Regions from separate parts of the Homo sapiens genome. Here all the other regions are linked to region 3. The links are chromatin contacts, found by Hi-C or POLR2A ChIA-PET in ENCODE. All regions are on one chromosome and are shown on one strand. The core of a region is the stretch at or near the end of the contact, and the rest is flanking DNA. Distances in the headings are between cores, read along the strand shown. Region 1 has its middle 57 kb from the start of USP44. Region 2 has its middle 16 kb from the start of MIR492. Region 3 overlaps FGD6 (FYVE, RhoGEF and PH domain containing 6).

The links. Hi-C counts contacts between places; a loop is a spot of excess contacts on that map. ChIA-PET counts read pairs that join two places held with the same protein, here RNA polymerase II (POLR2A). Pooled maps may share reads with other maps.
Region 1: a loop to region 3 is called in a pooled map, with 7 times the contacts of the local background. The contact joins two enhancer-like sites. A Hi-C loop is called at or near these places in 3 of 50 pooled maps. POLR2A ChIA-PET finds 5 or more read pairs at or near these places in 2 of 52 experiments (T-cell and activated T-cell).
Region 2: a loop to region 3 is called in a map with no recorded cell type, with 21 times the contacts of the local background. The contact joins two enhancer-like sites. A Hi-C loop is called at or near these places in 3 of 37 single-sample maps with no recorded cell type and 3 of 50 pooled maps. POLR2A ChIA-PET finds 5 or more read pairs at or near these places in 1 of 52 experiments (A673).

Annotation. Positions count from the first base shown.
Region 1 is chr12:95,606,943-95,610,921 of GRCh38, reverse strand. No RefSeq gene overlaps it. Among named protein-coding and RNA genes, the nearest start is that of USP44, 57 kb to the right of the region's middle. Within about 2 kb of position 2,506, at least 17 of the 41 ENCODE cell types and tissues checked have a DNase peak (open chromatin) inside an H3K27ac peak, as active enhancers do.
Region 2 is chr12:94,816,328-94,819,975 of GRCh38, reverse strand. No RefSeq gene overlaps it. Among named protein-coding and RNA genes, the nearest start is that of MIR492, 16 kb to the left of the region's middle. RefSeq lists enhancers at 1,416-1,935, 3,526-3,648. Within about 2 kb of position 1,780, at least 3 of the 41 ENCODE cell types and tissues checked have a DNase peak (open chromatin) inside an H3K27ac peak, as active enhancers do.
Region 3 is chr12:95,101,659-95,105,375 of GRCh38, reverse strand. It overlaps FGD6 (FYVE, RhoGEF and PH domain containing 6), which reads left to right. Exons shown (of 21, transcript NM_018351.4): 14 at 290-369. Among named protein-coding and RNA genes, the nearest start is that of NR2C1, 30 kb to the right of the region's middle. Within about 2 kb of position 2,060, at least 4 of the 41 ENCODE cell types and tissues checked have a DNase peak (open chromatin) inside an H3K27ac peak, as active enhancers do.

The DNA.
Region 1 (3,979 bases), core at 1,257-3,756, 510 kb before region 3:
TAAGGAAATAATCAACATGCATTCAAAGATTTATGTTCAATGGTGTTCTGCTGAATGTTACTATAAAAAGAAAAAGTTGAACCCAATCTGAATGTCCAACAATAGAAATTTTGTTTAATAAATTGTGGTATGTTCATTTGATTAAGCTTCAAAATCATGTAAGCAAATAATATTTAAAGAAATAATAAAATGTATAAAATATCAACATATGGTGGGAGGAAGAGCAGATAGTAAAACGTGAGTTTATGCTGATTTTGATGTCAAAATGTTCTAATTATCAGAAGTAATTATCTGATGCAATTTCAGGGTTTTTTTTTTTCCAAATTTTCTATAATAAGCATTATTTTATTTAAATACATATGCACACATATATTTTTATTTTAAAAGAAAAGGGTGAAAAAAACGGTAGGTATAGTTGTTGAAACACTAAAAAATAATTTCATCATGAAAGTATACTTTGGTTCCTAAATCAATTTAATTTGAAATCAGTGTAAATGTAAGTTTCCACATTTTTAAATTTTGACTACTCAGTGCATACAAATTATTATTCAGAGCACTAACTTAGCTATCACAAAATGTTTAAGCCATGTTATTTGCATAAACACATGGATAATATTCTTCTGTTGTTTTTATCCCATCTGCTTTTTTTTTTTTTTTTTTGAGACAGAGTCTCGCTCTGTTGCCCAGTCATGAGTGCAGTGGCGCGATCTCGGCTCACTGCAAGCTCCGCCTCCCGGGTTCACGCCATTCTCCTGCCTCAGCCTCCCAAGTAGCTGGGACTACAGGCGCCTGACACCACGCCCGGCTAATTTTTTTTGTATTTTTAGTAGAGACGGGGTTTCACCGTGTTAGCCAGGATGGTCTCAATTTCCTGACCTCGTGATCCGCCCGCCTCGGCCTCCCAAAGTGCTGGGATTACAGGCGTGAGCCACTGCGCCCGGCCTATCCCATCTGTTTTTCTTATTGCTTTAGAAACATGAGAATAATAAAAAGAAAGACACTATGACATTCAGTACTAAATAAATGATAATATGCATGCTAAGCAGCCTACTCATAATAATAATGTTTCTTTTGTAGAAAAAGATACATTTTGAGTCAATTACTCATAACTAGTAAATGACCTGATTGCTGCTAAGTACTGATACGACTCATATTTTCCAAGATCCTATATTATCTGTGTTTATACTAAATGATGTCACCTTATATATTCTTTTTTTTGAGACAAAGTTTCACTCTTGTTGCCCAAACTGGAGTGCAGTAGTGCGATCTTTGCTCACTGCAACCTCTGCCTCCCTCCTGTCTCAGCCTACCAAGTAGCTGGAATTACAGGCATGTGCCACCATATCCGGCTAATTTTGTTTTTGTTTTTGTTTTGTTTTTTGTAGAAATGGGGTTTCACCATGTTGGTCAGGCTGTTCTCAAACTGCTGACCTCAAGTGATCGGCCCACCTCAGCCTCCCAAAGTGCTGGGATTACAGGTGTGAGCCACTGTGCCCAGCCTTATATAATTCTTTAGGCTATAAATTACTAACTCTAAAAATTATCAAAAGGAGAGTTAGAGCTTTTTATACATAACTCCTCAAGATTCTTAGTCTTTTAGACACAGCAAAAGAGGAATAAAAATTTTCAAACAAATAGTTGAAAGTGTTCACTGTGGGAATCCTTTTTTGGTTTGTCCGTTTGAGACAGTCTTGCTCCATTGCCCAGGCTGGAGTGCAGCGGCAAAATCTTGGCTCACTGCAACCTCCACCTCCCAGGTTCAAGCCATCCTCCTGCCTCAGCCTCCTGAGTAGCTGGGATTACAGACGCCTGCCACCAAGCCTGGCTATTTTGGATTTTTAGTAGAGACGGGAGTTTCACCATGTTGGCCAGGCTGGTCTTGAACTCCTGATCTCAAGCAATCCACCCTCCTCAGCCTCCAGAAGAGCTGGGATTACAGGCGTGAGCCACTATGCCCAGCCAACTGTGAGAATTCTTAATAGCCCATCTCTTCATGGGAGTTTTGCCTTTAAAAACACAGATAAATCACAGAAAAAAGCACCATTCATCTAATTATTCCAAAGAGGATGGGTCAGAGGAAGGAAAGGGAAAGCTTTTACGCAGCAGCTTGGCTTTGAGCCTTCATGTGTTTTTCGTCTGAAAAGGATCCCACTGTTTTTGGGACATAACAACATGACTAGTTTGAACACACCCAGGAAACAGTATTCCTCTGACAAGGTATTTAAAAGATTAGTGCCAGATATTGAAAGGTAGGTGTGAGTGTGAAGGCTGAGCTCAGTTGGTTTAATCGTGGGTCTTTAAATTGAGCCATCAGATAATAATATTTTTCTCCAGTCATCTAAGCAACATAAGACAAAAAGGGCAGGGAAGCTTAAAAGAGCTACTCAGAAGAACAAAATTAGAGCTGTGAGTCAACTATTTGCACATTGCAAATGTACTTCACCCACATTAACACAACATTACGCCTGGCGGTAAAGCCTGCCAACCTTGAGGCTGTGAGCCTGTTATAAGTAGTGGTTAAAGGAGCCGGCCAGATGCGGTGGCTCACGTTTGTAATCCCAGCACTTTGAGAGGCCGAGGTGGGTGGATCACGAGGTCAGGAGTTCGAGGCCAGCCTGACCAACACGGTAGAACCCCATCTCTACTAAAAATATAAAAATTAGCTGGGCATGGTGGCACGCACCTGTAATCCCAGCTACTCAGGAAGTTGAGGCAGGAGAATCACTTGAATCCAGGAAGCAGAGGTTGTAGTAGTGAGCCGAGATCGCGCCATTGCGCTCCAGCCTGGGCGACAGAGTAAAGACTCCAACTCAAAAAAAAAAAAAAAAAAAAAAAAAAAAGGCCAAAGAAGTTGACAATGTGCTTTAAAATGTCCCAAAATGCACTGTTCTTCCAAGCGAAGAGGGAGCACCTGACTTTTGGATTACCTGTCTCATAAACCTACTGTATAAACTCCTAACTTGGAATCTCTTAGTATATCAATGCTATTGTAACTGGAAAGGGTTTCCCAGATAAAAAGCAAACATGGTTCAAGGTTGAGACCTTATTAGCATTTCCAAAGAGCTGTGAAAAGCCTCTAAACTCTCTCCCCTGCCAAGTAAATTTTGTTTTGCTGAGCTTTGGCACAGTTCCTCTGTTGTCATGGGGGGGGGGGCATTATTGTCACAGCTGTCTCGGGGGTGCTGCCTTGAATACATTTCGAAAATAACACACGAATAAGGAACATGACATTGGCTATATCAAAAGAGTTTTATAAGACAATCACACCTGCTACTGCAAAACTCCAAACTGGCAGTATAAACATCACTTTGCACTTATTTAAAATTATGGGACCAAAAGATGACATTAGGTAAATGAATAAATAATTAGGTAAATAAATGTTCTTAGAGACAAGAACTTAAAGAATAAGTTAGAGAACTTAGAGGTAAGAATTTAGAGAATAACTACTTATTAGGTAAATAAATAAACACAGATGCCTTTGCTAAAACGACTAAGGAAAGCAGAGAAGATACTTGGAAGATATATTTTTAATGTGAACAATTAATGTAAACTTTCTCAAAAACAACTGTAATCCATTCTTTCCAACTGCTTCATTCAGTAAATTTCTTCTTCAAAATGACCAATTATTTTGTTTTGATTATCTTGCTCTGTAGAAAATAGTGGACTGTCATCAATATGAAAAGAATTTCACTATTCTTCTTAATTTTATGTTGATGATAAATTTAAAAGGTGGTTAGGGAAGTTGACAATAGCACATGCAATGCCTTGAATGATGGGCAAAGTGTGAATACGTTATGCAATATATGGAAATTTTCTTTACAAGTATACTGCCTTTAGGATATTTATGTTTAACCAGAATTGCAGGTTGGAACCTGCAACTAACTTGCATTTAGTGAAATTCAAGTTATTTATTATATCCTTACTAGTGAAAAACTGGCTCTGAGGTCATTTAACATCTCCTAAATGTCAAGAGGTCATT
Region 2 (3,648 bases), core at 531-3,030, 290 kb after region 3:
GTTTTTCGAGGACCCTGCCACCATCCAGCTTCCTCTCTGCTCAGGACTCCTTTAATCTGGTGTCAGTGGATTTCTCCCATCACTTTGGACATGTTCCAATTAGATTGTAATGCACCAGCATTCTTCTCCTTGACTTAAAAAAAACAGGAGGAGAATTATATTCCTTTTGTTGATAGGATTTCTCTTATAGTGTCATCATCTTCCTTTTTCTTATGCTCCCGATCTTCTGAAATCATGCTTCCCTGTGAGCCATTCCTGAATTTTTTGGTGTGTTCCCTGAGTATGGGACACACCTCAGATGGATCCGGGGATAGTTTCTTTTTGACTTGATCCAAGATATACCTCTTCATGAAAATGTATGTTGATCAGGGACTGTGGGTATGTATAGGGTCAACATTCTCTCCCATCTGCTTTTAAGTAAGTGCTGACTTTGCCAGGCCAGGTGAATGAGCCTACAGTCATTTTAAGGTGGAAATAATTGGTTAGTTTAGACTATTTCAGCATTTCCAACACCTAGATTCTAGTAGATATTCCTTGAAAAAGGTGTTAGCAGTGGTGAGTCCATACAGGTCTGCAGCAACCTCAATTCTTCCCTCTTCAGAAGAAAATATTTGACACAGAGACCAAGGCAAGTTTTAGAGGAATGAAAGTTTATTCAAAAGCTTTACAGCAGGAATGAAAGGAAGTGAACTTGGAAGAGGGCCAAGGGGGTGACTGGAGAGATCAAGTGCATGGATTCCCCATTGACTTGGGATTTTATATGTTGTCATATTTCCAGGAGCTTGTGTCCCTTGTCTCCTGATTCTTCCCTTGGGTGGGCTCTCCGCATCCGCAGTGGCTGCCAGCACTTAGGAGTGATGCATGCACGGTATGTTTACTGGAGTTGTACGCATGCTCACTCGAGGCATTCTTCTCTTACCAGTTGAATGTTCCTAGAAGGTCATATACCAGTTAAACTTTGCCATTTTGCCTCTTTTTTGCTTGAGCCCACTGGCCCAACTCCTGAGATCTTATCAGGAAACTGCTGATTCCCAGCTTCAGGTGTTTCTATCTATTGGGAGACTGCCTTTCTCTGGTGCTGGCTGTGACCAATTATTATTTTATTTTATTTTATTCTTTTATTTAGATTCTCGCTCTGTAGCCTAGGCTGGAGTGCAGTGGTGCGATCTCGGCTCACTGCAACCTCCGCCTCCCAGGTTCAAGCGATTCTCCTGCCTCAGGCTCCCGGGGAAGCTGGGATTACAGGTGCCCGCAACCATGCCCTGCCAATTTTTGTATTTTTATTAGAGATGGGGTTTCACTGTGTTGGCCAAGCTGGTCTCAAACTCCAGACCTCAAGAGATCCGCCTGCCTCAGCCTCCCAAAGTGCTGGGATTACAGGTGTGAGCCACCGTGCCCGGCCCAATTATTATTTTAGAGAGACAGTTAACAACTGCCTGACCTCAGTGGTTGCCTGACACTCCTGGAGTGGGGCAGGGGAGCCCTCTTCTGCCCTGCTCAGGTCTAACTAGCTACCTACTATCACAAAAGGAGTCTGGTTAAAAAGGTATTGTGGCAAAAGGGAGTATAGTATGGGTTCCCCAACCTTACTTGGCCGCAACACCTTTGTGTGGCTGAGCATCTTGGGATCAGCAGCCTGCAGGACACTGGAAATTGCTGGACTGAAGGTCAGTGATCTGAGAGACAGGAAAGTACCCGCAGCGAGACAGTGCGAAGAGAGCAATTTTAGAAATACTTCTGCTTTTGTTTCTCAGTTTTTGTTTCTCGGTGCTTATTTTTAACCTAAGTAGTAGTCATTTGAAGCTCTCAGAAGCTCATGGGCTCTTATCAGATGAAAGTACCCCAGACCTTGCAGGATTAGGAACATCATCTGGCCTGAACAGAAGGTAAAATTGCTGTCTGATTTTCTTTTTAGAGAAACCTGTTAGTGAAGCTGGCGATTCAGTTCTTTCTGGTATACATTTAGGACCTGTTAAATATATATTCTGCCTCAAGGGGAAATCATATTCTAAAAAGTAAACAATTCATAGGCAATTCTTGTACCTTGAGAATCCATTAATGGCTTTCAGAAGGCAAATTTTGTTGTCAAGGGGACAGGTTATATGGGCAACTTGCTTCTATTAATACTTTTCTGGGCAGATTAACTAAATGAACTAATATTTAACTTGGTCTAATAGAATGTTAGCCAGAACAGTGCCTGGTAACAACAACAATAATACTAGCTAACATTTCTTAAGTGGTCACTATGTCCCATAACTATTATACATGTGTTAACTAATTTAATCCTCACAAAAATGCAATGAGGTAGCTGTTATTTTTACTCCCACTTTATAAATGAGAAAATATAGTAATATAGCATATTTTACATATATACAGTAATATTGTAGCAGGACGAGCTGCAGACAAAACCCCTCAGACACCGAGTTAAGGAAGGGCTTTATTCGGCTGGGAGCGTCGGCAAGACTCACGTCTCCAACAACTGAGCTCCCCAAGTGAGCAATTCCTGTCCCTTTTAAGGGCTTACAACTCTAAGGGGGTCCGCGTGAGAGGATCGTGATCGATTGAGCAAGCTGGGAGTACGTGACTGGGGGCTGCATGCACTGGTAATCAGAACGGAACAGGACAGGGATTTTCACAATGCTTTTCCATATAATGTCTGGAATCTATAGATGACATAACCGCTTAGGTTAGGGGTCGATCTTTAACTACCAGGCCCAGGGCTCAGCGCTGGGCTGTCTGCCTGTGGATTTCATTTCTGCCTTTTAGTTTTTACTTCTTTATTTGGAGGCAGAAATTGGGTGTAAGACAATATGAGGGGTGGTCTCCTCCCTTAATATAGCATAATAGTGAGGCTAGAACCAGTGATTGGCTCTGTATTCATAAGAGTGAGTAACAAAGCAAAGCAGATTTTACAGTAAGTTCTTTCTTTTTTTTTTTTTTTTTTTTTTTTTTTTGAGACAGTCTCGCTCTGTGATCCAAGCTGGAGTGCAGTGGTGCGATCTAGGCTCATGGCCCGCCTCCCAGGTTCAAGCAATTCTTGTGCCTCAGCCTCCTAAGTAGGTGGGGTTCCAGGCCCCAGCCACCACACCCGGCTAATCTTTGTATTTTTAGCAGAGATGGGTTTTCACTATGTTGGCCAGGCTGGTCTTGAACTCCTGGCCTCAAGTGATTTGCCTGCCTTGGCCTCCCAAAGTGCTGGGGTTATAGGCGTGAGCCACTGCTCCCAGCCTATAGTACAGTTCTTTAATTTTGAGATTGAGCTCAGTTTCATAAAATCCTAGGTAGCATGTAATATATAATTAATTTTGGATTACTTTGTTCTCCTTTAGATATCTATCATAGGATTTTTAACTTCTAATTTGGAATTTTTAGACATCAGTAGATAGTATAAAAATGGAATTTACTTATGTATTTATTCAACAGCCTTTTTGGGGGCCAGTTTCTGAATTTGATTTTAGGGATGCAAAGATGACAGAGCCCATAGTTCCCTGTACTTACAGAGATGTCATCAAATGGCAAAGAGGTATAATCCTTCAAGCAGTTATCATTTCTTATGCCGTGATAGGAAAAGTGGTTTCATAAATCTTACTTTAAAAAGTCAAAGAGAAAAAGTCTGTAGGCTGCCTGCCGTGGGTCTGGACGCCAGGG
Region 3 (3,717 bases), core at 811-3,310:
AGTGGACCTTAAAGTATAGGTCACATTTGGCCATGCTGAGATGTAAGGGAAAGGCATTCCAGGTGGAGGGCATACTGTGAGCAAAGTCCTGGAGGTGGGAAAGGTGGGCTGGTGTGTGGGCTTTTCAATTCATCTGAAGCATAGAGTAGATGAAGGAGAACAGCAGTAGAGAAAGCTGGATAGGAAGATTGGTTGTGGATGTAAGCAGCCAGGGCCATTGGACAACTTCAGCTCATTGATATGGTTTTCAGTAGGATGAGTCGGCTCAAATTGTTGTGCTTTCTTCCAGGTCAGAAAACCTACCCAAGAAGCCTATCAGAATGAATTAAAGATTGAAAGTGTAGAACGTTCCTTCATTCTCTCAGCCAGGTAAATTTTTTCTTCTTCTTTTTTTTTTTTTTTTTCTCATTCTGAGTCTGCTTGCTAGGGAATGTCAGGAAAATTTTGGTTTTTGGTTTTTTTTGAGACAGCATCTCACTCTGTCACCCAGGCTGGAATGCAGTGGCACAATCACGGCTCACTGCAGCCTCCACCTCCATGGCCCAAGCAGTTCTCCCACCTCAGCCTCTTGAGTAGCTGGGACCACAGGCATGCACTACCATACCCGGCTAACTTTAAAAATATTTTTTTGTATGCCAGGTGTGGTAGCTCACCCCTGTAATACCAGGACTTCGGGAGGCTGAGCTGGGCAGATCACTTGAGGTCAGGAGTTTGAGACCAGCCTAGCTAACATGAACATGATTAAACCCCATCTCTACTAACAATACAAAAATTAGCCAAGTATGGTGGCAGGCACCTGTAGTCCCAGCTACTCAGGAGGCTGAGGCAGGAGAATTGCTTGAACCCAGGAGGCGGAGGTTGCAGTGAGCGAAGATCCCACCACTGCACTCCAGCCTAGGTGACAGAGAGAGATTCTGTCTCAAAAAAAAAAATTTTTTTTTTAGAGATGGGGTCTCCATATGTTCCCCAGGCTGATCTTGAACTCCTGAGCTCATGCAATCTTCCCACCTTAGCTTCCCAAAGTGCTGAGATTACAGGTGTGAGTCACTGTGCCGGCCTATTTTTAAGAATACATAAACATAGATTTTTGTGAGTATAACAGGGAAAGATATTGCCAACACTTTTTGCACTTAGGTTAGCTACTGACTTTTTGTTCTTCTTTTTCTTCTTTCCCAATACCGTGCAGTTTTACTCTTGATTTACCATGCAAGGAAGTGGCTGAGAGCAGAGGCAACAGTATGCTAGAAGCACAGAGATTAAAATGTTCTTCTGAATAGAATAACAATGGTGAAAGTGCTTTGCTGATCATTTTTTAAGTGGCTATTTCAAATTGTTTTTAAGAACAACTAGTGCTTTATAGGTTATTAGGAAATTTGTAGGTGTCACTTAAAGGTTCTAACAAACCTATGAGGTAGGTGTAATCTCCTTCTAAAAATTAGGAAACTAAATTACAGAAAAATGGAGTTGCTGTCTTACGGATACATATTTGACACAGCCAGGATGCAAATCGAAGTCTTTTGCTTTTAAGTCCATTGTTATGGGCTGGGTGCAGTAGCTTACGCCTGTAATCAAGCACTTTGGGAGGCCAAGGCGGGTGGATCACCTGAGGTCAGGAGTTTGAGACCAGCCTGGCCAACATGGTGAAACCCCATCTCTACTAAAAATACAAAAAAATTAGCCAGACATGGTGGCATGTGCCTATGATCCCAGCTACTTGGGAGGCTGAGGCAGGAGAATCACTTGAACCTGGGTGGTGGAGGTTGCAGTGAACCGAGATCACTCCACTGCACTCCAGCCTGGGTGATAGAGCAAGACTCCATCTCAGAAAGAATGGAGGGAGGGCGGGAAAAGAAATCCATTATTATTTATGATACCACCTTGCCCCAGACCGGAACCTGCAGTGACTTAATATGTTGCCATAATGTAATTCAAGTGCTGAGGAAACCTGAAACTCTATGACTCATAAAAATACATTACTGAGTTACTGACTGAGTGGCGGAAGTGGGTATTTGGGAAGGTTTGACTGGTGAAGGGAGAGATGCCAATAGTCATAGCATGCTCCACTGCACAATCTAAATAATGAGACACTGTCTTCTCAGACCTAACCTTTGATCTAATAAAAATAGAAGCAAACGCTTTTGTAACACTTACTGTATGCCAGGCACCATCATAAAGACTTTATGTGTAGTACTTCGTTTCATCTTCACAGCAACCTGTAAGGCAAGTTGTCGTTATTATACCCATTCTATGCTGAGAAAAGCCACTCAGCTATACTAGCAGAGCCAGGATTTGAAACCAGGCAGTCTGTTTCCAATTGTCCATACCACTGAAATCAACTAGGATCTTAGGAGCAGGTGGAGTAGTGGCCAGAATCATTTATTACTCTGCATCAGTCACAGTGCTCATGTTTCGTTTTATATTTATTTTCTCTTTTAAGTTCTATGATAACTTTGTGGGGTGGATATTATCTTGATCTTCCAGATTAGAAAAATGGAGGCTCAGAGAGGTTCAATAACACATCTAAGGTTACACGAGTAGTAAGCAGTGGAGCTGTGATTTGAACCTAGGTGTTTCTGACAACCTTTATAATTTTGCTTACGTCCATGAATGTCAAGGACTCAAACCAAATGTCTGACTTCCCAAAATCAGAGGACCACAAGAGTCATCCTGGGGTGTGCTACTCCTCTGAAATGCAATGGCTACTGCTGCCTGACATACAGGATGACAGGAGAAGACAAATACCTGTGTCTAGGGTTTGTCAAATGCTTCGCAGCTAGCAGTCAGAACAAGCAAATTTCTTGGGGGTACCTGAAGCATCCACCAGATACCAATATTTAGAGAGTGCAGGTAAACTCTCAATCACTTAGCATTGTGACTTTTTCTTTTCTTTTCCTTTATTGTTGTTGTGTTTTTTTTTTTTTTTTTTTTTTTTGAGAAAGGGTCTCGCTCTGTCACCCAGGCTGGAGTGCAGTGGCACGATCTCGGCTGACTGCAGCCCCCGCCTCCCGGCTTCAAGCGATCCTTGTGCCTCAGCCTCCCAAGAAGCTGGGACTACAGGCATGCGCCACCATGCCCAGCTAAGTTTTTAATTTTTAGTAGAGACAGGGTTTCACCATGTTGCCCAGGCTGGTCTTAAACTCCTGACCTCAAGTGATCCACCCACCTCACCCTCCCAAAGTGCTGGGATTACAGGCGTGAGTCACCACGTCTGGCCATCTTTTTTAATTTTAAGATAGAGATGACCTTTCACCATATTGGCCAGGCTGGTCTTGAACTCCTGACCTCAGGTGATCCACCCCCACTCAGCCTCCCAAAGTGCTACAGGCAGGATTGTGTTCAGCCCTTTTTTCGTTTTTGAGGGATAGAGGAGTTTGAACAAAAGTTCAGAGAACAAGGCCGGTGCTAAGTGGCTCATGCCTGTAATCCCAGCACTTTGGGAGGCCGAGGCGGGTGGATCACAAAATCAGGAGATCGAGACCATCCTGGCCAACGTGGGGAAACCCCGTCTCTACTAAAAATACAAAAATTAGCCGGGTGTGGTGGCGCTTATCTGTAGTCCCAGCTACTCGGGAGACTGAGGCAGGAGAATTGCTTGAACCCAGGAAGTGGAGGTTGCAGTGAGCCGAGATCGCACCACTGCACTCCAACCTGGCAACAGAGTGAGGCTCCATCTCAAAAAAAAAAAAAAAAAAAAGAAAGTTCAAAGAACATTAAGAC